Regions from separate parts of the Homo sapiens genome. Here regions 2 and 3 are each linked to region 1. Evidence: chromatin loops called from intact Hi-C (ENCODE). Cell type or tissue: Caco-2. All regions are shown on one strand.

What was found. Hi-C counts contacts between places; a loop is a spot of excess contacts. Peaks named below come from ENCODE experiments on the same cell type or tissue, not always from the same donor. Only the 100,000 strongest peaks of a DNase experiment are listed, where the experiment ranks them.
Region 2: it touches region 1 in a loop (2.1-fold over the local background); 3 of 110 quality-filtered maps call a loop at or near these places.
Region 3: it touches region 1 in a loop (2.4-fold over the local background); 3 of 110 quality-filtered maps call a loop at or near these places.

What each region holds. Positions count from the first base shown.
Region 1 is chr9:38,439,761-38,447,760 of GRCh38, forward strand. The region is part of intron 4 of LOC105376041 (a long non-coding RNA gene); the gene reads left to right. Among named protein-coding and RNA genes, the nearest start is that of IGFBPL1, 19 kb to the left of the region's middle. RefSeq lists an enhancer at 3,432-3,726. In Caco-2, no CTCF peak of the experiment used is centred here; a DNase peak (open chromatin) is centred at 3,631.
Region 2 is chr9:38,396,511-38,404,510 of GRCh38, forward strand. ALDH1B1 (aldehyde dehydrogenase 1 family member B1) reads left to right here. Exons shown (of 2, transcript NM_000692.5): 2 at 1-2,151. The coding sequence ends at 792. Among named protein-coding and RNA genes, the nearest start is that of ALDH1B1, 7.8 kb to the left of the region's middle. In Caco-2, a CTCF peak has its summit at 4,322 (motif pointing left); a DNase peak (open chromatin) is centred at 4,281.
Region 3 is chr9:38,495,997-38,503,996 of GRCh38, forward strand. It overlaps LOC105376042 (a long non-coding RNA gene), which reads left to right and starts at 3,655. Exons shown (of 2, transcript XR_929607.3): 1 at 3,655-6,085; 2 at 7,756-8,000. In Caco-2, no CTCF peak of the experiment used is centred here; a DNase peak (open chromatin) is centred at 4,385.

The DNA.
Region 1 (8,000 bases):
CCCCTGAGAGCTTCTACCCATCCTTCTCAGGGCCCCCTCTCCATCACGGTCCTCTTCCTGGGTATGGTTCAGCTGGTCAGGGTCCTTCTCACAGGGCAGGGCCCAGCCTGAGCATGTAGTTCAGATTTGTCTACCAGTGAGGGGTGGGGGAGGGGTGTCACTGTCCCCACTAAGGACCCCAGACATGAAACCTTTATCAATGTCTTAATGTCATTGTAGTGCCTGAATATGTTTCCTCTTTGGAAAATATAAGAAGGGTTCAAACTCCAGCTCTGCCAGCCTCTAGCTAAGTGACTTTGGGCTTTTACTTAACCTCTCTGAAGCCTCAGTTTTCTCATCCGTGAAGTGGGAATACATGTTACACAGGTTGTGAAGGGTTAAATGAGACAATAACTATAAGAACCTTATCCAAATGCCCAGCACACAGCACACATTCAATAAACAATGGCTATTATTATTGTTATTTTTATTAAGTGAAAAGAAATGAAAAAGAGTATGGCTTTATTAGACAGTTAAGAAAGAAAGGAGGTAGAAAAGAAAAGTTTTTGTCTTCTTCAACAACCAATTTTTTTTGTGGTAGCACTCTCTGAACTTTTCAGACATGCATGAAAATACCCTCCATGCACATTTTCTAATGTCCGGGGTACCAGCCAGAGCTGACCATTCCTAGCCAGCCATACAGCAAGGTCAAAATGAATGGAGAAGTCAAGGCAAACACAACGAGAACAGAGATTTGGACATACAGAGAAGAAAGAGAGAGGCTCTGGGAGAAAATGAAATAAAAATGGGATGTTTATGTGTGGGCTTGATTGCAGAACTTTTCCTTGATTCTCAGAAGGTCACAGAAAGTGGCAGACATAGAGACAAGCCAACACACAAAGAGAGAAAGGCAGCGGGGCCGCATGTGACACTCTGAGGTGCTGTCAGAGGCAGGCCTGCAGGGGAAAAGGAGAAACCGGGAAACAACCAGAAAGACAGTCAGCAAACTTATGTGGGTTTATGGTAGTCATGGACTTCCTCTTATTTTATTTTAAAAATTTAAGCTTTTTATTATGGAAATATGCAAACCCATGCAAAAGAAAAGGGAATAGTATCATGAACTGCCAGCTTCAACAACTGTCAACACATGGCCAATCTTGTTTCATTGATACTCCCCCATCCCCTCCTCCTCTCCTAGGCAGCCTATTATTTCATCACAGTTTTCATTTTTGTGTTTTTGTTTGAGACAGAGCCTCACTCGTCACCCAGGCTGGAGTGCAGTGGTGCAATCACAGCTCACTGCAGCCTTGGTCTCCCTGGCCCAGGTGATCCCCCCACCTCAGCCTCCTGAATAGCTGGGACCATAGACATGCACCTCTAAGCCCAGCTAAGCCTTTTATTTTTTGTAGAGATGGGGGTCTCCTTGTGTTTCCTTGGTTGGTCTCGAACTCCTAGGCTCAAGCGATCCTCCCCCGTCAGCCTCCCAAAGTGCTGGGATTATAGGCTCGAGCCACCACCCTGCCTGGATTTCATTTTTGAAAAGAATTCTGCTTTCTCCAGGGAATTCTTAAAGTGGTGTACAAGTGATCTGATACAGAAGTTTGTTCTCAAACCTACACAAGCCCCTGCCATTCTCTCATCTTGATTCTGAGAGAGCCCAGACTGCCCTGGCCATAGGAGCTGAAAATTATATTGAAATCAAAACTCGGCAGTCAGAGAGTTCTTTTACGATCATCCAGATTGTTAGCATTCAATGCCTGGCTCCCCAACTTGCTAGCTGTGTAAGTTTGGACAACATTCTAGATCTTTCAGTGCCTCAGTTTCCTCATCTGTGAAATGGGGTGATAATGTACCTTTCCCATAGGGCTGTTGTGAGGATGAAACGAGGTGGTAAACATACTAAATGTTTAAAACAAAGCTTGGCACATAGTAGACCCTCGAGGGATGTTAGCTTTCCATCCACCCGTTTAGGAAACATGAGTGAGTGCCAACTGTTGCCAGAGGTATGGGCAGGAGCTGGGTACAGGGAGCTAAATGAGAAGGGCCTCTGCCCTCGAAGAGCTCCCCATCCAGTGGGGTACACAGGCCTATGAAAAGTTAGCTCCAAACAGTAGACAGGTGGCTGTGAAACTGGGCCGTGTCCCAAGCAGTCCATCCCATCCCCTCAATTCAGAAGTGAGCAAACAGAGACCTATGGGGCCCCTGAGCCTAAGGAGCCACAGTGCTTAGCAGCAGAGCTGGGATGGACTCAAAGTGGATTTTCCTGACTGGGCCTCTTCACATGAGGGCTTCAAAGGAGGTCGGTGGCTCAGGAGGGCACCTGGCCCATGCTAGGCAAAGGTGCTGGGCTTTGGGTCAGTCTTTCTGCAGTAGGGAAGGGTAAGATTGGTCATGGGGCCAGGCATGGGCAGCCGCTCTGGCTCCTGGTTAACCAGGTGGGGACTGCAATTCACTGCACGGTCAGGGGCCCAAAGGTAGTGGAGTCCTTGGCACTTTCAGCCCTAGCAGAAGGCCAGGGATGCCAGCTCGGCTGAGCACAGCCATGCATGGCACTGGACTGGGGCTGGGGGATGGAAGGCAGAGCCTGTGGGGAATGGGAGAGGTCGCCACTGTTTACCAGATGCTCTGGGGACAGAGGAGCAGACAGGGTCCAGGCTCCGAGGGGGTAGAAACGCAACCACTGGCAGTCCCCTTTCAGTTCTGTGAAAGGAAAAACACCTTTCTTTTGTCAGAGCTGTCCAAAAGCGGGGAAAAGATTGAGAAAAGAAGCACTGCTCTTTGGGCATGAGGCCAGGCACTCGACTCTCATAGTATCTCATCCACACAGAGCCCTGGAAGGGGGACACTGGATCCATTTTCAGGATGAGAAGAGTAAGACCCAGAGAGGGGCACAGCTTGCCCACAGTCACACAGCTGGCGCGTGGTGGAGCTGGGACTCACTCTCATGGTCTTCCTGGCTCCAAAGCCCACGCTTTTCCACTGAGCCTGGCTCACTTAGCAAGATGGCAGGGTCGGCCTGGGAGGTACAGGGTTCCTACCCCTGACAGTGCCCAAATGGAGCTTCAGGGCTGCCCTGTGGGGAGGGAGAGTGACAGAGAGTGCAGAGGCATTCACACTTCCCGTGGGTGGGTGCTAGTCTGTGATTCCACTACTTCGAGTGGATGAGGGGCCAGGAGACAGCTCAGCCATATGCAGGCCAAGTACACACAGTGCAGAGTGTATGTCTCCCTGGCACCTGCCCTTCCTGCATTCTCTCCTTCCTTCCTTCCTTCCTTCCTTCACTCACTCATTCATTCAGCAAGCACTTACTTGGATTTATTATGTACCTTGTCTGAAGTCCAGAAGCTCAGGGTAGGGGTTGGGTAAGGGACGGCTGGAATTCACAGTTGAATAAAACGTGTTTCTAGCTTTTGAAAACCTCACAACTGGAAAGCGAGAGATGAGATGTGAAAGGCGTCCCTATAGCATGAAGAAGATGTGATGAGTGCTAGAGAGGACCCTCAGCCAAGTTCAGTGGGGCTGGGAGAGGAGAAGTGGGAGGGAGGAGGGAATGACTTTGGGTCAGGGAGGAGCGAGGAGGAGGGCCCAGAGAGGCGATAAGGTCTGAGCTAAAGTTTCCACCTGACCTCATTTGCTGTTTACACATCTGAGCAGGTCGCGGGTGTTCAGGATCCTGCAGTGTGAAGACACATATTTGCAGAATGCGTCAGAGGCCTTCATGGACAGACGGCCCCCTAGCATCATCTGATAGTCAAGTTTGTTTGTGTTTTCTTTTTCCAAACACTTGGTTGCAACCCATTTGTGGGTTGTAAAATCAATTTAGTGTTTATGACCAGCATTGTACAAAATGAGTGGGACAGAGTACAAATGACTTGAACCAAATTAGGACTACCAAAGGGCACTGAGCATGATAAGGGTATTGTTTTGTGAAAAGTCATTAAACATGCATGCACAGAAATTTGTTAAACATGCATGTGTGCACACACGCATCTCAACTGGGTCATAATTGTAACTATGAGTCGTGTGTTATATATGTAACACATACAATTGTGACTGGTAGTTAAAAAATTTTGTCTGGTCCAATGTCCTCATTTTACAAAGTAGGGAAAAAGGATTTGTGCAATGCAGAGCATAGAGAGAAGAGCATAGGGTGGGGCACTGGCTTTCTCTTGAGTTCTTTTATTTACCCTTGTTGTCTTTCCTCTAAAGCATAGTTAATGTTGACCTTGGTCCTAGAAACTCTGACATCTTCATTATTTTAGGAAATGCCAGAGCCGAGGTCACTTGTGCCCAGTGGTATGCTGGGAAATGTATCAGAACTGGCTCTTGAAAAAGTATGCATATGTATATATAAGCTTATTATAAATTATACTGATATAATACATTTTACATAATTGACAAATAAAACATGTACAATATCTTTATTGCAAATTCCATTCAGCCAATTAATTCTCATAGAGTGCTTTCCTTAATTTCTGCTGAATTCATCTGTAGCCAAGCTATGATTGCAATTGCTGAGTAAACATAGTTTCGACATGATTATTGGTTGATATTTTTATTTATGTTAAGGAGTAAGACAAATGGGAAACAACAAAGACTAGATGTAAGTCAGGACTTGTTTGTTGATTGTCAGGAGCTACTTTGCTGAGTGGGGTAAACGTTTTTGAATTCTGGAAGAATATTTTCTCAATTATTTCTGCTATGCACTCTGTAATAGCTACAAACATGTTTTTAAATCTGCATTATTAACATTTTCTCTGTCACTTTACAGGCAATCTACAAAACAATAAATCAAGCCCTGATTTTGTAGTGTTTGCCTATTGCCATGATATAAACGCTCCCACCATGGCTGATGTCAAGCGAGGTGATGTCACTGAATATGGAGTTGGAAAGCGATGCACAACAGCACATCATAACAGTGTTTACATGATACAGATGCAATAGATGTAAATAATCCCAAGAGCATAGATGATAGTAAAAGGTAGCAAAACAATAGGGAAGTGATGCGTTTTGTTGTTTAGAGACAGGGTCTCACTGTGTTGCCCAGGCTGGTGTCAAACTCCTGGGCTCAAGAAATCGTCCTGCCTCAGCCTCCCGAGTATCTGGGACTATCGGTGCCCACCACTGTGCCCAGCTTGAAGAGATGAGTTTTGAGTCTTTTTTTATCTTTGTTTTTAGTATAACTTATTTAATTATAGGTTTATATAATTTAATTTTTAAAAACAATGGTGGTGCTTCACAACTGGCTTGCAGAATTCCTTAGAGCATGACAATTGGTTCTTCCAATTTGGCACAAGCCAGCCTCACCACCTCTACATCTACCTCAGACCTCCAAGGCAGGATTCTGGGGAATGAACTAGGGGATTCATGGGATTCACAAAGGCAGGGCAGGGCTGGTGCAGAATCAGACATCCCAAAGTACACATGGCTGCATTGCAGAAGGCATCACATGGATGCACACTCACACGCACTCTGCACACACCCCTTCCTCCTTCCCTAACCCACTCTGCACTGAGAAGTGGGAACCGTTTCTTCTGTGCCCACAAGGTGGTCAGCGCCCTGCTCAATGAGCACAATGAGGGACCTCAAAAGTCCTGGGCAGCTGATGCTTCTGATCTCTGCTCTCTGGGCCTCAGTTCCCTGGCAGAGAGTCCCATGGAATTAATCACCATTCCCTGAGCCTGTTTGGCAGGCACTGGACTGGTCTCTGAGGTGAGAGGTGAGTTGGCCACAGCCTGGAAAGCCAGGAAACTCTGGAGCTCCAAGAAGCCACCTGAGTGAGCCAAGGACTGGGACAGAGGAAGGGGACGTGAAGGGGAGCCTGACTCCCACACTTGCTTCCTCCTGGGTAAATCATCACACCTCGCCTGGCTTCAGTTCCTCATTTTAAAAAGGGGCTGATACAACCTACCTCGTAAGATTCTAGTAAAGGTTGAGTTAGGTAATATAAAATAGCAGAGTACCTGGGACATAGGGACACAATAAAGTGACACCAATCAGTGAAAGCTACTATCATAGGTTTAACTTACTACTACAGAGTGATCATGTTAGGACCAAAAAAAGCAGAAGGATGTGGGAGACGCCACCCCGCCCCTGCCGGCAAAGACGATCAGTGGCACATGTTGGAGAATGGAGGGAGGAATATAGATAACTGTGTTCTAGATGCAGCATGTAGGTGTATGTCACTCTTCAGATTGACCCTCATTGTATTTATCCTTTAAAATAAAAATTTAATTGACACATTGTAATTCTACATATTTACGGAACACAATTTGATGTTTTGGTTTATGCATGTGCTGTACAATGATCAAATCTGGATAGTTAGTATACCTATTGTCTTACACATTTATCATTTATTTATGTTGAGAACATTAAAAACCTCTGCTTCAGCTATTTTGTAGTATACAATACCTTACTGTTAGCTAGAGTTACCCTACTGTGCAATAGAACACCAGAATTTATTAATCTTATTTAATTATCACTTCATACCCATTCACCAACTTCTCCCCATTCTTCCTTCTCCCATTCCCTCCCTGGTTTTTGGTAACTACTGTTCTACTTCTGTATCACCTTTTTAAAAGATTCTGCATCTGAGTAAGATCATTTGGTATTTGTCTTTCTGTGTCTGGCTTATTTCACTTAACATAATGTCCTCCGGGCTCGTGCATGTTGTTGCAAATGATAGGATTGCATTCTTTTTTATGGCTCAATAGTATTCCACTGTGTATGCACCACAATTTCTTTATCCATTCATTTGTTGTTGAACACATGGGTTGATTCTGTACCTTGGCTATTGTGAATAGTGCTGCAGTAAACATGGGAGTGCAAATACCTCTTTGATATACTGATTTCATTTTCTTTGGATAAATACCCATACTGGGGGTTGCTGGATTATATGGTAGTTCTAGTTTCAATTTTTTTGAGGAACTTCTATACTGTTTTCCATAATGGCTGTACTAATTTACATTCCCACCAAAAGTGTGTAAATGTTGCCTTTTCTTCACATCCTCACCAACACTTGTTTTGTCTTTTTGAATAGCCATTCTAACTGTAGTGAGGTGGTATCTCATTGTGGTTTTGATTTGCATTTTCCCTAATGATTAGTGATGTTGAAATTTTTCATGTTGGCCATTTGTATGTCTTCTTTTGAGAAATGGCTATTAAGGTCTTTAGCCCATTTTTTAGTTGGGTTAAATAACTAGTTGTGCTGTTGAGTTGTTTAAGTTGCTTATATATTCTGGGTATTAACTCCTTGTCAGATAGTTTGCAAATCTTTTATCCCATTCTGTAGGTTGTCTTGTCACTCTGTCAGCTCTTTCCTTCACTGCACAAAAGCTTTTTATTTGGTATAATCCCGTTTGTCATTTTTGCTTTTGTTGCCTGTGCTTTTGAGGGCTTACTTTAAAAATCCTTGCCCAGCCCAAATATCATCAAGCATTTCCCTGATGTTCTCATAGTTTCGTAGTTTTAAGTTTTACATTTAAGTCTTTAATCCATTTTGATTTGATTTTTGTATGTGGTGAGAGGTAGTGGGGGTGTCTCATTTTTCTGCATTTGGATATCCAATTTTTCCAGCCCCATTTATTGAAAAGAGTGTCCTTTCCCCAATGTGTGTTCATGGCACCTTTGTGAAAAATCAGTTAGTTGTAGATTTATGAATTCATTTCTGGGCTCTCTGTTCTGTGCCATTGTTCTACATGCCTCTTTTTATGCCAATACCATGCTGTTTGGGTTAGTATAGCTTTGTATTAATAGTATATTTTAAAGTCAAATAGTGTGATGCCTCCAGGTTTATTCAGGATTGCTTTGGCTATTTGGAGATTTTTGTGATTCCATATACATGTTAGAATTGTTTTTTACATTTCTGTGAAGAATATTATTGGTGTTTTGATAGGGATTGCATTAAATCTATAGATTGCTTTGGGTATTTTATAGCTATTTTAACAACATTAATTCTTTCAGTGTATGAACATGGACCATCTTTCTATTTATTTGTGTCCTCTTTAATTTCTTTTATCAAT
Region 2 (8,000 bases), 43 kb before region 1:
GTTGACAAAGTTGCCTTCACCGGTTCCACCGAGGTGGGCCACCTGATCCAGAAAGCAGCTGGCGATTCCAACCTCAAGAGAGTCACCCTGGAGCTGGGTGGTAAGAGCCCCAGCATCGTGCTGGCCGATGCTGACATGGAGCATGCCGTGGAGCAGTGCCACGAAGCCCTGTTCTTCAACATGGGCCAGTGCTGCTGTGCTGGCTCCCGGACCTTCGTGGAAGAATCCATCTACAATGAGTTTCTCGAGAGAACCGTGGAGAAAGCAAAGCAGAGGAAAGTGGGGAACCCCTTTGAGCTGGACACCCAGCAGGGGCCTCAGGTGGACAAGGAGCAGTTTGAACGAGTCCTAGGCTACATCCAGCTTGGCCAGAAGGAGGGCGCAAAACTCCTCTGTGGCGGAGAGCGTTTCGGGGAGCGTGGTTTCTTCATCAAGCCTACTGTCTTTGGTGGCGTGCAGGATGACATGAGAATTGCCAAAGAGGAGATCTTTGGGCCTGTGCAGCCCCTGTTCAAGTTCAAGAAGATTGAGGAGGTGGTTGAGAGGGCCAACAACACCAGGTATGGCCTGGCTGCGGCTGTGTTCACCCGGGATCTGGACAAGGCCATGTACTTCACCCAGGCACTCCAGGCCGGGACCGTGTGGGTAAACACCTACAACATCGTCACCTGCCACACGCCATTTGGAGGGTTTAAGGAATCTGGAAACGGGAGGGAGCTGGGTGAGGATGGGCTTAAGGCCTACACAGAGGTAAAGACGGTCACCATCAAGGTTCCTCAGAAGAACTCGTAAGAGCAGCTGTCAGGGAGGCCCAGTCACAGTCCAGCAATTCCACAACCACCTTGACGAATGCTTGCCAAGCTGTTTTAAAGCCAAGAACACCCTTTCTTTGTTCCAAATTAACTCTTAGAAGAAACCCCACAAATAAAGCAATTCAATCAAGGCTGTTCTATTTAAATCAGAGATGGGGACCAGGCTCAGAGTTCTACCTATCTAACCCCCAACCACAGCCCCCTTGGTGGCCCATGAGTTGCTTCCATGAAATCTTAGGAGTCTCTGGAGGACAGATTAAAAACCAGTGATCTGTAATTTGTAGCTCTTCCTGCTGATCCAAGGACTTTCCCATGGGTGCGCTTGATGGTTTAGTGGATCGACTCAACTCAGAACACAAGCTTGGAAAGTGTTAGGGGTTTTGAACTAGGTGGATACTAAATCTCGGCCCCACTCTTCATTGGCTTAACCTAAAAACCAGAGGTGCTTTTCCTTGTCTGTGTGCCAGTTGCTGGCTGTTTTAGTTGCTTGCCCTTCATTTTGCTACTGATTTTCCTTAATTTGTGGGAAGGAGTAGGCAAAGAATATGCTTACATGATTACACCTGTAAAGTAAGCCCAAACATCCCAAATGTCCGTCAACTGATGAGTGGATTAATAAAATGTTTCCATGGAATATTCCTTGGATTACTCAGCCATAAAAAGGAATGAAGTACTGACACATGCTGTGACATCAGTGAACCCTGAAAACATCCTTCTCAGTGAAACAAGCCAGAGAGATGTACAAGGCTACAGACTGTATGATTCCATTTATATGAAATATACATACTAGGCAAATCCATGGAGATGGAACATAGATTAGTGGTTGCCAGGGGATAGAGGAGTAATTGTTAGTGGGCATGGGATTTGTTTTTGGGAGGTTTTGAAAATGTTCTGGAGTTGAACAATAGTAATGGTTGCATGATTTGGTAAAAATACTAAAAACTATGGAATTGTTTAATTATGGTATATGAATTAATTTCTTTCTTTTTTTCTTTTTTTTTTTTTTTTTTGACACGGAGTCTCACTCTGTCGCCCAGGCTGGAGTGCAGTGGTGTGATCTCGTCTCACTGCAACCTCCGCCTCCCAGATTCAAGCGATTCTCCTGTCTCAGCCTCCTGAGTAGCTGGGATTATAGGTACATGCCATCACACCTGGCTAATTTTTGTATTTTTAGTAGAGATGAGGTTTCACCATTTTGGCCAGGCTGATCTTGAACTCCTGACCTCAGGTGATCCACCCGCCTCAGCCTCCCAAAGTGCTGGGATTACAGGTGGGAGCCACAACACCCGGCCATGAATTAACTCCGTTAAAAAATAAACGTATACATTCTGTGAGCAAATCCATTTTGTCTCCATATTGTCCTGCTGCTGAACATTTTATAGAGTGTGGGGGATGGAAGGGACCCAGGTGGTCTAGTCAACCCCCAGTCAGGTGCAAAAGTCCCCTCCCCAATGTTTCTGTTTTTGTTTTCTCTTGGATGGGTGACAAAGTGCAACTGTAAGACCCGTAGAGAAAAACTCTGGTTCCTGCTCAGAATGGGCCCATCTTGTTGGACTCGTTTCCACAGCCCCCCACCCCTTCCAAACCATACCCACCCTTCAAGCCAAGCCTAGCATGGGGGCCACCTTGACATGCTGGGGATTTCCAGAGTTTCAAACCTCAGAGTTCATAATGTTTATTGTTAGTCTTGCTACATTCATTCCCCAACTGATGGGAGTGAAGGCAAATCCAAGCCAGCCAGGCCACAATACAGAAGCAGAATGCTGAGCCTCCCTCTCTCGGTCCATCTTTCTAGACCATGCTGCTTACAAGCCACCTTACGTTCAAGTCCCCCCATTCCTGTAAATGCACACCCCACTCATCTCTGCTTCCCAGGCTCAAGCAATCCTCCCACCTGAGCCTCCCAAGTAGCTGGGACTACAGGCACTCACCACCATGCCTGGCTAATTTTTTTTTTTTTTTTGGTATTTTTTGTAGAGATGAGGTTTCACCATGTTTCCCAGGCTTGTCTCAAACTCCTGGTCTCAAGCAACCCTCCTGCCACGGCCTCCCAAAGTGCTGGAATTACAGGCATGAGCCACCATGCCTGGCCCCAGTCAACTCTTAAACATCCTATTGTCTTACCTAGGCAACATGATGATTTTGTTTATTATCATAACTTGGGTTTGGCTGGAAACTGCTGCTTGAGGGTTCAGAGTCTGTTTGGTTCCCTCACCTCCCTTCCTAGGACCTCCTTTCTACACCATTTGTCTACAGCTAAGGTGACCCTGACACTCCCCCATAGTGCACCTTCTACGGATTTCTCTGGGAGGCTGTTGGCACCTCTGTTGCACAGCAGCGAAAGTTTCTCATAAACGCACTGGGACATGGAAATGGGCGGCTGGGTGTCTCTAATGATTAATGTGCAACATCACAATATTTTAACAACTCCATTCCTTATTTAAGTTTCAATACTCCTTAACCAAAGACGAGCTCTGTAGACAGTGTTCCAGTATGGAATGGGATTGGAAAAGACAATCTTCATGGTCCCTTGTTTTGAGCCCTGAAATTCTGAGAGTGAGGAGCCTGTAGGTCAGATTGTTAATAAACTCAGCCATCACGGCTCCTCCACCCATTTTTAAATTCTTTTAAAAATTTATTTATTTATTTATTTATTCATTCATTCATTCATTCATTGAGATAGGGTCTCATTCTGTTGTCCAGGGTGGGTGCAGTGGCACGATCATGGCGCACTGCAGCCTCCACCTCTTGGGCTCAAGCAATCCTCACACCTCAGCCTCCTGAGTAGCTGGGACTACAGGCATATGTCATGATGCCTGGCTGATTTGTGTATTTTTTGGAGAGACAGGGTTTTGCCTCATAGCCCAGGCTGGTCTTGAAGTCCTGAGTTCAAATGATCTGCCCACCTTGGCCTCCCAAAGTGCTGGGATTACAGGCGTGAGCCAGCAAGCCCAGTCCCCTCCACTCATTTTACCACTGTGCTGAATGCACAGACTTGTGAGCAGGGAGGTTTAACTGGGTGTCCTCATTCAGGCCAGACACTGCCCACCAGACTCACACTTGGGAGATGTTGCAATTCTGGGGCTTCCATCCACTTAGCAAACTCTCACCAAGATCTTACTCCATAAACACTATGCCAGGCACCTTGCCATGCTATGGAAGCCTCACAACCATCCTATAAAGCAGGTAGTGGAGTAATGGAGTTACCACCCCACTTTTTTCAGGTGAGGGAAAGGAAGTGGAGAGGTTTAATAGGGAACTCTTCTGGAATCAGTTCCCCATGAGCATGCACGAGGGACCAGAGAGCGGCGCATACTGGCAAGCACATGGAACCAACCCTCCAAGCCTGGAGAACCCACGGCAAAGCCCAGCAAGCCCTACACACCCAAGCCAGCCACTGTGCTGGATGCATCAGAGCTGCTGCTCAGTCCCACCGGTTCTCCTCAGACCCGGGGCCATTTAGGAACTTTCATTTGGGTTGGCTCCATTCTGGGTGTGAGGCTGACCTCTGGTGGCCACCTGATTCATTAATTCACACAAGTAACTCTTTGGTTTAAGAAAAAACAAAGGGGTTGGGTGGGGGGCGATGGTCCTGCTCTAGGCCTATTGTTGGGGGAAAGAGAATTGAGTAAGACAGTCCCTTCCCTGCAGGAGCTCACAGTTGGGCAGGGGAGACAATTACAGAGCCGGGTGGACAGTGCAGTGAGAAGCACAGAGGCCGTGAGATCATGAGCGGAAAGCAAGCCTCTGTATCAAGCACACACGGTGGGCCACCTCCCTTCATGCTTCTTTCTTTTTTTTAATTTCGTGATGGAGTCTCGCTCTGTCTACCAGGCTGGAGTGCAGTGGCGCAATCTTGGCTCACTGCAACCTCTGCCTCCTGGGTGCCTCCTGAGTAGCTGGGATTACAAGCAGACACCACCACGTCCGGCTAATTTTTGTAGTTTTAGTAGAGACAGGGTTTCACTTTCTAACTGCCATCAGGGCCCTCAGTATTATTCTTCTGCACTTGATAGACATCAAGCCTGGGAGGTGTTCAGCAGTGAGTGGAGACAGGCTCAAGCTCAGGTCCTCTGATTCTGCCAGACACCGCTGCCTCCCAGGGCTCCCAGCTCAGTTCAGGCACAGGCCCAGTGGGAGTGGGCATGGGGTCCTGCTAAATGACTAGCAGGGGACCAGAGGGATAAGGGAAGGATGCTCCTGGAGTCTGAGAAATATGGAGGGTTGGAGGAAGGGCAAGTTTTTCCATGAGGAGGAAAGAGGCAGGGAGGAAAAGCATGGGGGCAGGGGGCAGGCAGGGGCTGGACTGTGAAGGGGCTCGTGCATCCTTTCAGAAAGCTCACACTTGGTCTAGCAATGGGAGGGTGCTTTTTGGTTTTGCTTTTGTTTTTTAAACAGGGTCTCCCTCTGCCACACAGGCTGGAGCACAGTTGCTTGATCATAGCTCACTACAGCTTCAAACTCCTGGGCTCAAGCGATCCTCCCACCTGAGCCTCCCAAGTAACTGGGACTACAGGTGTGTGCCATCATGCTGGGTTAACTTTTTTAACATTTTGTAGAGATGGGGGACATCTCGCTGTGTAGCCCAGGCTGGTCTTGAACTCCTGGCCTCAAGCAATCCTCCTGCCTCAGCCACCCAAAGTGCTGAGATTACAGGTGTGAGCCACCATGTCTGGCTGCCCCCGAGGGCTTTTAAAGGAAAGTGATAGGATCACATTCGGTTTCTGAAGCTGGCTCTGCTTCAATGTGGAGGATAGATTGAGGGAGTTGACCTGGAGTCAGCACCTCTCAGGACATTGTTGCTTGCGCCCAAAGTGATGCTGGCACACCAGGGTGTGGGGTGGGGGCAGAGTCTGGACAGCCAGAAGGCAGGCTTCAGGGCATGATGACAGATGGACAACTTGGCACAAGAGAGGAGAGAAAGTTGGGTAACCTCATGTTTCTGGCTGCAGTAACCACGTGGGGGGTAGTGCCAGCCACTGCAACCACCCTGGAGGTTGCACGTTTAGGGACACGGTGGGACTCTTACTTATGTATTCCTTTGTTTAACACATTTTATGGAATGTTGTCTATGTGCTAGGAACTATTCTAGGGGCAGAGGATACAGCAGGAAACTAAAAAAAAAATAAAATCCTGAACATCCTTTCTGATAGAAGAGGCAGACCATATGCAAAACAGGTGAAATCGTTAGTCTGTCAGGAGGTGAAGGGTATTATAGAGAACAACAGTGCTGGGAAGGGAATAGGGAAGTGGGTGGGATGGAGTAGACATTGTAATTTTCAGTAAGGTGCTCAGAGGTCGTCTCACCAAGAGACTGGAGCATGCCTGGAGGCTCCAGGAACACAGGAGAAGGCCAGGTGGCTGGCATGGAGCAAGCCAGGTGGGGAAATAGGACAGAGAAGTCACAGCCTGAGGGGGGCAGAGGGCTGGTGTTTGGAGGTCACCGTGTGGATGGACTGACGGGGGCCTTTACTCTGAGGAAGGAGCCACCAGAGGCTTTTGGGCACAGCGGCAACATGATATGACTTGTTTTAAAAGGATCACTGGGGCCGCTATGTTGAGAACAGTTTGTAAGGGGAGCAAAATCATTTGACCTTAAGAATGCCAACAAGGAGTGAACAGAGAATGAGGAGGAGCAGGAGGAAGACCCAGGAGAGATGAGGCAAGAAGCCAAGGAAGGCGGGGTACTTTCCGGGGGAGGGAGCCCCCAGCAAAGCCTGAGGCTCCCAAGAGGTCAAGTAGGAGGAGCACTGAGCAATGTCCCTGGCTGCAGCCACCAGGACTCCCTGTAGACCTTGGTAAGAGCAGGTGGTGGAGTTGGGCACAGAAGCCAGAAAACCTGGGTTGAGAGTGTCACTTAATCCTCCCAAGCGCCAATGATCTGTACATTAGTCCTGGAGTTAGGAAGACCCTCAAGGGAAAGCAAGAAGTCCTGGTATGAGGCCCTTTGAGAGCCTCTGGTGCATCCCACCTCACTTAGCCAGAAATGTGGACAGAGCAACTTGGACAAGTTGCTCCCAGCCAAGCGTTCTTCCCATGTGTACTGGCATAATGTTAGCCGCCACAACAAATAACCCCCCAAATTTGAGGGTTCAATACGACGACTATTTAGTTTTGCTTATGTAACAGTCTAATGCAGGTACCTGGCAAATTGGTATTTTCCTTCCACATGGAGATTCAGGGACACCGGTTCCTTTCGTCTTGTGGTTCCACCATGTACAACGGTTCTTAACCTTTTTTTTTTTTTTTTTTTTGAGACGGAGCCTTTGCTCTGTTGCCCAGGCTGGAGTACAGTGGCGCGATCTCGGTTCACTGCAACCTCTGCTTCCTGGGTTCAAGCAATTCCCCCTGCCTCAGTCTCCCGAGTAGCTGGGATTACAGGTGCCTACCACCATGCCCGACTAATTTTTGTATTTTTAGTAGAGACACAGTTTCACCATGTTGGCCAGGCTGGTCTCGAACTCCTGACCTCAGGTGATCTGCCGGCCTCGGCCTCCCAAAGTGCTGGGATTACAGGCATGAGCCACCGCACCTGGCCTGTTCTTAACCATTTTTATGTTTTGCGTTCCTTTGAAAAGCTAATCAAAGCAATAGACCTTTTCACCATGAAAAGGATGTACACGCACATGCACACAGTTTGCACACTTTCAAGGAGTTCACAGAATCTGTGAATCTACCTATAGAATCCCAAGGGGTCCAGGGATCCAAGTGAAAACCCCTGTCTGGGGCCTCAGAGATCTCCGTGTCAGCTGGTAAATGGGGAAGAAAGTGCAGAAAAGGCACAGTGACTTTTTGAGAGCCCTGGGCTCTGCATGGAACACATCGCCTCTACTCACATTTCACTAGCTACATGACCCAGCCTAGGTGCAAGAGGAGACGGGAAGTATAGTCTGTGACAGGACAGTTCAACACTGTGGAAGACCCTCGGTTTTGCTGGCAGTTCGCCCCAGCTCTGCCGCCCATGGCACGTCCGTGGAGATATGCCAACAGGAGACTGCTTCTCACAAGGATGTTTTTTGAGTTTAATGCTCTCGTGGGTCATTTGCTGCCTCCCATCCAGCCGTGCTCACACTGTTCCTTTTTCTTGGAGCCCTACTTAAGGGCCACCCCCTCCAGGACAGTTCCTCTGAACTTCTCATTTAAGCAATCTCACCCTTTGAGCTAACCTTTTGCGCTAACAGCTGTGGC
Region 3 (8,000 bases), 56 kb after region 1:
TCCATTTTTATTATTTTATTGGATTTTTATTGTACTTCATTGCATTCTTTTAGTGGCTATGCTAGGGATTACAATATGTATCCTCAGTTTATCGCAATCTATTTAGAGTTAAAATTGGACCACTTCACATTAAGAGCCTTTCAACAATAGAATTCCACTTATTTACTGTCCTTTTTGTCATTGTTGTGATATATTTTATAGCTACATATTAATAAACCCCATATGATGGATATAATCCTGTCATTTGTGCCTTAAACTGTCTTTCAAAAAAGCTAAGAAAAAATGTAGTCTTAAAAAAAACCTATCCATATATTCACCATTTCTAATGCTCTTCATTCATTTCTATGTATCCAAGTTGCTGTGTGATATGACTTCTCTTCAGATTGAAAAACTATCTCAGTTTTTTTGTTTTTAGTGCAAATCTGCTGGCAATGAAATATCTTAGTTTTTATTTATTTAAATGTTTTTATTTCATCCTCACTTTTGAGATATAATTTCCTTGATAGAGAATTCTGGGTTTATACTTTTAAAAAATTTCATCATTTGAAGACATCATTCCCTCATAGCTGGGCATCCACTGTTTCTGATGAGAAACCTGCTGTCATTTGTATGGTGTTCTCCATGGGGTAGCTTGCCTTTTTATTCCCTCTTTCAGTATTTAAGGTTTTCTTTTTCTTTCTGGTTTTCAAAAGTTTTTCTATGTTCTGCCTAGATATGGTTTTCCTCATATTTACCTTCTTTGGGTTTTACTGAGCTTCTTGGGTCTATAAGTGGTATTTCCCACTGTATTTTGAGAATCTTTAGCCATTATTTTTTTCAAAGATTTTGCCATTAGTCCTTCCCCTGTGTCTCATTACACATAGGTTTCATAATTTGTGAAATTAGTGCTTCTGAGTCTCTGTTCACATTTGTCCAATCTATTCTTTTCTCCAATTTTCAGTTTGGATACTTTCTATGGATTTATCTTCAAGTTCACAAATAAGCCATTCAGTAACGTTTCATTCCAAATACTCAGCTTTAAAGTTCAAGGATTTCCTTTTTTTTTTTTTTTTTTGAGACGGAGTCTCGCTCTGTCGTCCAGGCTGGAGTGCAGTGGCGCGATCTCGGCTCACTGCAAGCTCCACCTCCCGAGTTCACGCCATTCTCCTGCCTCAGCCTCCCAAGTAGCTGGGACTACAGGCACCCACCACCGCGCCCAGCTAATTTTTTGTATTTTTAGTAGAGACGGGGTTTCACCGTGTTAGCTAGGATGGTCTCAATCTCTGGACCTCGTGATCCGCCCGCCTTGGCCTCCCAAAGTGCTGGGATTACAGGCGTGAGCCACCACTCCCAGCCAAGGATTTCCTTTTTTTAAAAAAAATTTTTAGCTTACTGAAATTTCCCATCTGCTCACTCCTTATAATAATATTTAAGTCCGTAAACTCAAAATAGCTCCTTCAAAATCTGTCTGCTAATTCCAAGATCTATATCCTCTCAGGTATTTTTACGGGTACTTCCTCCCGGGATTTTGGATTCCATTGTCCGGGTTCCCAGGTCTACTGGTTCATGACCGGATGCTGGACAATGAGGATGCGATGTTATGTGGTTTCTGGATTATGTTTTTATTCATCTCTAGGACCTTGAGTTTTGTTTAGGCAGTCAGTTGAGTTACTGGAAACCCTTTTTGTGTGGCTTTGTTCATACTTTGATAGGCTGGGTTTATGATGGCATTGAGCTTAATCTTAGGGCATGGTCCTTTTGCTAAGATGTAGTGTTCACTCTTCTGTAGTTTCATTGAAATGCCAAGGTGTTCCTTAAGGTCTCTCCTCTCTTAGTAGCCAGAAGTGCTCACATACCTCTCAGCCCAAGCAGATGACCTCTGCTAGGCTCAGGAAGCCTCAGCCTGTGTAATTAGACTTGCTCTTGCTCACTATTACATGTTGAAATCTGTGGTATAATATGAAAAAATATATCTGCTCTTTGTCCCCAGTTCTTGACACAGTGCTCCTAAACTCTTAGAATATCCTGAGTGACAAGAGTGTCTTATGTCATTCATAACAAGCCCCTTTTCATCACACCTGAACTTATGGTAATGAGGTGACTTAGGGTGAACCCCAAGACAGCCTCAGCATGGGACTAGTTCGCAGAAACACCAAATTATTAGAGAGTTGGAGCTTTCTGCCCTAATATCCAACCTCCAGGGAAGGGATGAGGGGTGCTAAAGATTGAACCCTCTATAAATGCTCAAACAATGATATTCAGAGAGCTTCTGGGGTGACAAACAGACACCCTGAGCTGCTGAGAGGGTGGCATGCCTGGGGAGGCATGGAAGCTCCACAGAACCCCCCATACCTTGCCCTATGCATCTCTTCCATCTGGCTGTTCCTGAGTTGTATCTTTTAGAATAAACCATTAAGCCTTAAGTAAAGTGTTTTCCTGAGTTCTGTGAGCCATTCCAGCAAGTTATCACACCTGAAAGGGTGCAGTGCTTTGGGAATCGCCTGACTTTGTAGCCACGCTGGACAGAAAGGTGGGTTACCTGGGGACTCAGTACTTGCAACTGGCATCTGAAGTGAGGGGGCACTTGTGGGACTGAGTTCGTTTCCTGTAGAGTCTGATGCTGACTCTGGGAGCTTAGTGTCAGAAGTGAACTGAGTCACTGGACAGGTGTTTGGTGTCTGGAGAGTTGGATAATTGGTTGGTGTGAGAAAACCCCCCACACATTTGGTGTCCAAAGTGTTGTGAGTAAAAACAGCACAAATTCCAAACAAGCTTTTGCCACACCTCTCCTTCCCACATACTAGAGATTCCATTTCTTAATCCTGACCCAGATTCAAATTCCTTCAGCAGCTCAGCAAGACCATTGCTCCATTTGAACTTAATCTCATTGTGCCACAGCAGGAAAGTGTCCATAAAGCAAAGAGACAGAGGATAGAGGGACCGAAATCATGCATTTCTCTTCCCTCAAGGATCACTGTCCCCAAACGCCTGCTGTGTGCAATGCTTGAAAAGAGTTGTGTCACATGTTGTCAATTTTGATAGCTGTTTTTGAGTGCAAGTAGCTTGGTATGATACTGTCATCAGCAGAGTGGTAGTCACAGGTATTGAGCCTTTTAGAATCACTGTGGGGGTTGTGCAAACAGTGGACTGAAAGAATTCAGATTAGAAGCAGTTAAGGGGCTTCTGAAATAAGTCCTGAGGTTGCTGGAATAAGATGATGGCCTCAGGGATAAAGAGAAGGAAGGAAAAATGTTAGGTACCTAAGAGGCAAAAATGGAAAAGAATCAGTTTTTGTTTTGGGGGGTTAGGAGAAGAAAGAGGTAAAGGATGCCTTCTACGGCTCCTGTGTGAGCATCCTGAGTTGGTGCTATCCAGTGAAACAGGTCAAGTTGATTCTCATATTCATACTTGCTTCTTACAAAAAGTATTACATTTAAAAATGAGTAACAAGTTTCATTTAGTAAAGATTAAGTGTTATTAAATCATACACTGAGTTTACTCAGTGTCTATGTGCTCAGAAATTACACTCTATGTTTTTACAGACACATACACTTCTGTGAAAAGACTATAGGATGCACACACTGCTATGCAGAGCACAAACACACACGAGTGTAATTCTACAACACAAATGAACGGACGTTTTCAGAGACAGAAATCTATCTAAATTACCTTCTCAACGATCACTCTCAAAGGTGCACGTCTGTTAGCTCCGACAGGATGGTGTCCTATCAGGGTCCTTTTCCCTGACTTGAGAATGAAGAGTATCTGTCATGAAGGGAGAAGTCACAGTCAGCTGGAATAAGGAGGCCGTCAGCAAGACAGGCTGTCAGGCTCTCCTGGGTTTTCTCTGAAAGACTTCAGCCCACACCTCCCCTTCTGGACACTGAGTGGGAATAACAAGAATCAGAGGCCGCCCCGAACAACAGAGCTCCAAGTGGAGCTCGGGGGTGAACTCAGAGTCCTGCTCTTTCTCCCCCTCATTTGACCCCAGAGAGCAGCAGAATACAGTGCAGTGGCTGTGAAATGGATTTTGAATAGATTATGATATTCATGAGCATTTTTTGCGGGGGAGTCTCTTTTAAGTAGTGTTTTTTTTGACAATTTTGGGACATTTAAGTTAGCAATGACATCAAGAATCTGATGGAAACCATAAGCTCTCACCACAGCAACATGCGCACACCCACAAACTCAGTGGCTCATGGACTCTCTGCAGGTCACTGATGGTTCTTAGGTTAGGAAGGGGCTGGAGGCATCTCACAATATTTATTTGCTGGTTACCTGATCCTAGCATCTGTAAGTGTGCTCAAGCGAGCGGACGGGCATGGATCTGGAATGCAGAGGAGCCCAGGCATGAAGCAGCAGCACAGGCAGCAACTTGCTCTGACAACACCCCCTGACTTCTCTGACTGGATGGGTTACACAACCCAGCGGCCTGTCATCCTGACCATCAGGTCAGAAATGATTGGTGATAAAGTTAGTCACTCAGTCACTTAGATAAGTGGGCAGGCAGTGAAGTCTGCTTCATACACTACCTATTAAGTTTAGTTCCAGTGTCAGGCAAGCAGCTGAGATTCAACATCATTCATTTAAACAGTTTTGTTTATCTTGAGATATTTTTTAAGTTTCCTTTTCATTTTCTCTTTGACCCACTGGTAGCTCAAGAGTGTATTATTTAGTTTCCATCTATTTGTGAATTTTCCTGTTTTCTTACCATTATTGGTTTCTAATTTTCTTCCATTGTGGTAGGAAAAGATACTCGGTATGATTTTCAACCTTTTTTTTTTTTTTTTTGAGACGGAGTCTTACTCTGTTGTCCAGGCTGGAGTGCACTGGCACAATGTTGGCTCACTGCAACCTCTGCCTCCCAGGTTCAAGCGATTCTCCTGCCTCCGCCTCCTGAGGAGCTGGGACTACAGGCACATGCCACCATGCCCAGCTAATTTTTGCATTTTCTTAGTAGAGACGGGGTTTCACCATATTGGCCAGGCTGGACTCAAACTCCTGACCTTGTGATCCACCTGCCTCAGCCTCCCAAAGTGCTGGGATTACAGGCATAAGCCACCGCGCCCGGCTGATTTGCAACTTTTTAAAATTAGTTAAGATTTGATTTGTGACCTAATGTGATCCTAGGAAAGTTTTGTGGGCATTTGGGAAGAATGTGTATTCTGCTATTATGTGGGAAGTTCTGTATGTGTCTGTTGGATCCATTCAGAATATAGCATCGATCAAGTCAGCTGTTTCTGTATTGCTCTTCTGCCTGGATATTCTATTATTACAAGTGGAGAATTGAAGTCTCCTACTATTATGGTATTGCACTCAATTTCTCCCTTTGGATCTGTCAATATTTGCTTTATGTATCTGTATATTTGGGTGCTAGTCACATAATTTGCAGTTTTTCAAATGGATTTTTGACTTTTCATCAGCTTGGAAGAGCTTTTTTTATCATACATATGAACTGTGAATAAATTTTCTTAGTCGATTTGGGTTGTTTTAGTCCCTCAAAGGTATCTAATGTTTTATAGCGAAATCCTTTCCCTTTTCTTTTACAGTTTCTATATTTTTGTTTTCATGTAAAAGTTGTCACAATCTCTACAACACACATAGGTTTTCCTTTTTTATTGTCTGTTTCACCAACTAAAATATGTTCTTCATGTGGAAAAGGACATAACCTATCTTGTTCATCATTGTATCACCAGTTCCTAGAGCAGGCCTCAAGTATGTCAACAACTTAATAAGTATATTGTGAGTACATAAATGAAATTATTTTTATTTCTGTAAAACCCCTTGTGTATGCACTTGACTGACTCAAGTAAAATGGTCTGAACTGGAGAAAGGAACTATTCCCTTCAAAGTATGTCATAGGGCCTTCAACTTACACTGTTAGTGCAACAAGATCTCCATCATTGCTTAAGTGTGTCAAAACTCAGACATTCATCAATAGCTCCAATAAGACAAAGTTGTCATATGGGTTAGCCTCTGATTTTTCTTTTTCAGATGGAGTCTCTCAAGCTGGAGTGCAGTGGCGTGATCTCGGCTCACTGCAACCTCTGCCTCCCGGGTTCAAGTGATTCCTCCAGCTCAGCCTCCCAAGTAGCTGGGATTACAGGTACCTGTAATCATGCCTGGCTAATTTCTGTATTTTTAGTAGACACAGGGTTTCACCATGTTGGCCAGGCTGGTGTTGAACTCCTGACCTCAAGTAATACACCAGCTTCAGTCTCCCAAAGTGCTGGGATTACAGGCGTGAGCCACTGTGCCTGGCCAATTTTTCTACTAAGTTCTAAATTAGACATTGCCTGTATATCACCTGAACATCACCCCAAGACTCTTTCTCTGTGAGATGGTAAGCCCCATCTGGTAATTTTCCACCTGACCAAAATGGTTCCTGCTGGTGTAATAGATTCTTACATGAATTTATTCCCTGTCTACAACTAGATGGACCGCACATGAGCACTTCTCCATCGGGGGCCAACTGGAACTTCTTCCTGGGAATTTAGAATATTGTATCATTAAAAAAATGAAGTAAAGCTGGGAAATAACAACAGCCGTTATCTAGCTCTAGTTTTAACCAAAATTATTTTGTCACCCTCCTACATTATAGCTGCTCTGTGTTCTTCCTCTGACTTTTGTGAGTCAACAAAGTCATCTTTTACCCAAGTTAATTCAAGTTGGGTTTATGACATTAGAATTTAAGATCCTGAAGTATTACAAAAAGAGACTAAAAATTCAAGTTTTCTCCCCCAATCCATTCTTTTAAAAACCAGGAGTCCCTGTACCCAAATTCTGAGACTCAAATCTCCAACTCACCCGTAGCAACCACCATCATCTTCTCTTCTCTAGGTTTACACGCGTGCGTGCATTTGTGCAAGATGGAAGGGCTGTTTACATAGCAGAGGGTCAGGGAACCAAAATACTGTTATGTTGACAAACCAACAATATTTCTATCTTAGCTTAACACTTGAAACACAGTACTAAATGAAGTTAAATTTTCATCACTAAAATTGCTGTGACCTTTATCTCTTCCGTTCCTACTGTACTTGCTGAAATATGACTTCATTTATGACATTTCCAACTCATCAACCATGTCAGCTGGGGACAGAGTTAAAATAACTTTTAAAAACTGAACTTCAGACAAATGTGCTTGGCTCTGGGAAATCTTAGAAAGTTTTAGCATATTAAGCAAAAGCCTGCATTGTTTTTTTCTTACATGCTTGATAGCATGAATATTTATCTGGAATTTTATTTTGTGCTGGTTATTATATGAAGTGTGTACTGTCCTCATCAAAGAGTGCTTTATACAGAAATAATTTAAGTCAAAACATCCTCTTTCTTATATGAGTCTTCTTCAAGGGCCAAGTTAATAAAATTAATAGACTTAACCTTTTAACTCTTAAATATTTACATTTAAATTAGTGACATAAGATTGTATACATTAAAAAAGGCTATTCATTAGGATCTCAGGTAAATCCTAAAATGTAGAACACATACTTTAGGCAAGGAAAGTAATTTTTGTTTCCTCAAATTTAAGTATATAGGTTTCTTAATTTTCTTTTTAAAAAATAAATTTTTAATTTTCAAATAGGTTTAAATTTACAGAAGAGTTGCAAATAGAATACACAGAGTTCTCCTCCACACCGTACCCAATTTTCCCCATTTTAATGTCTTACATTACTATGTTACATTTGTCACAATTATTGAATCAATATTGATACATTATTAAGTTTATACTTTATTTCTATTTCCTTGGTTTTTACTTAATGTCCTTTTCTGTTCCAGGATTCCATATCAGGATACCACAGGACACTGAGTCCTTAGGTTCTTCCCGGCTGTGATCGTTTCTCAGGCCTACATTGTTTTTGATGACCTTGATGGTTTTAGGGGGTACTAGTCAGGTGTTTTTGGGAACTGTTTCTCAGCTGAGGTTTGTCTGATGTAGTGGGATTATTAGTTTTGGGAGGGAACATGTCAAGGTAAAATGCCATTCTCATCCTGTCGTATGATACACACTTTCAACTTGACTG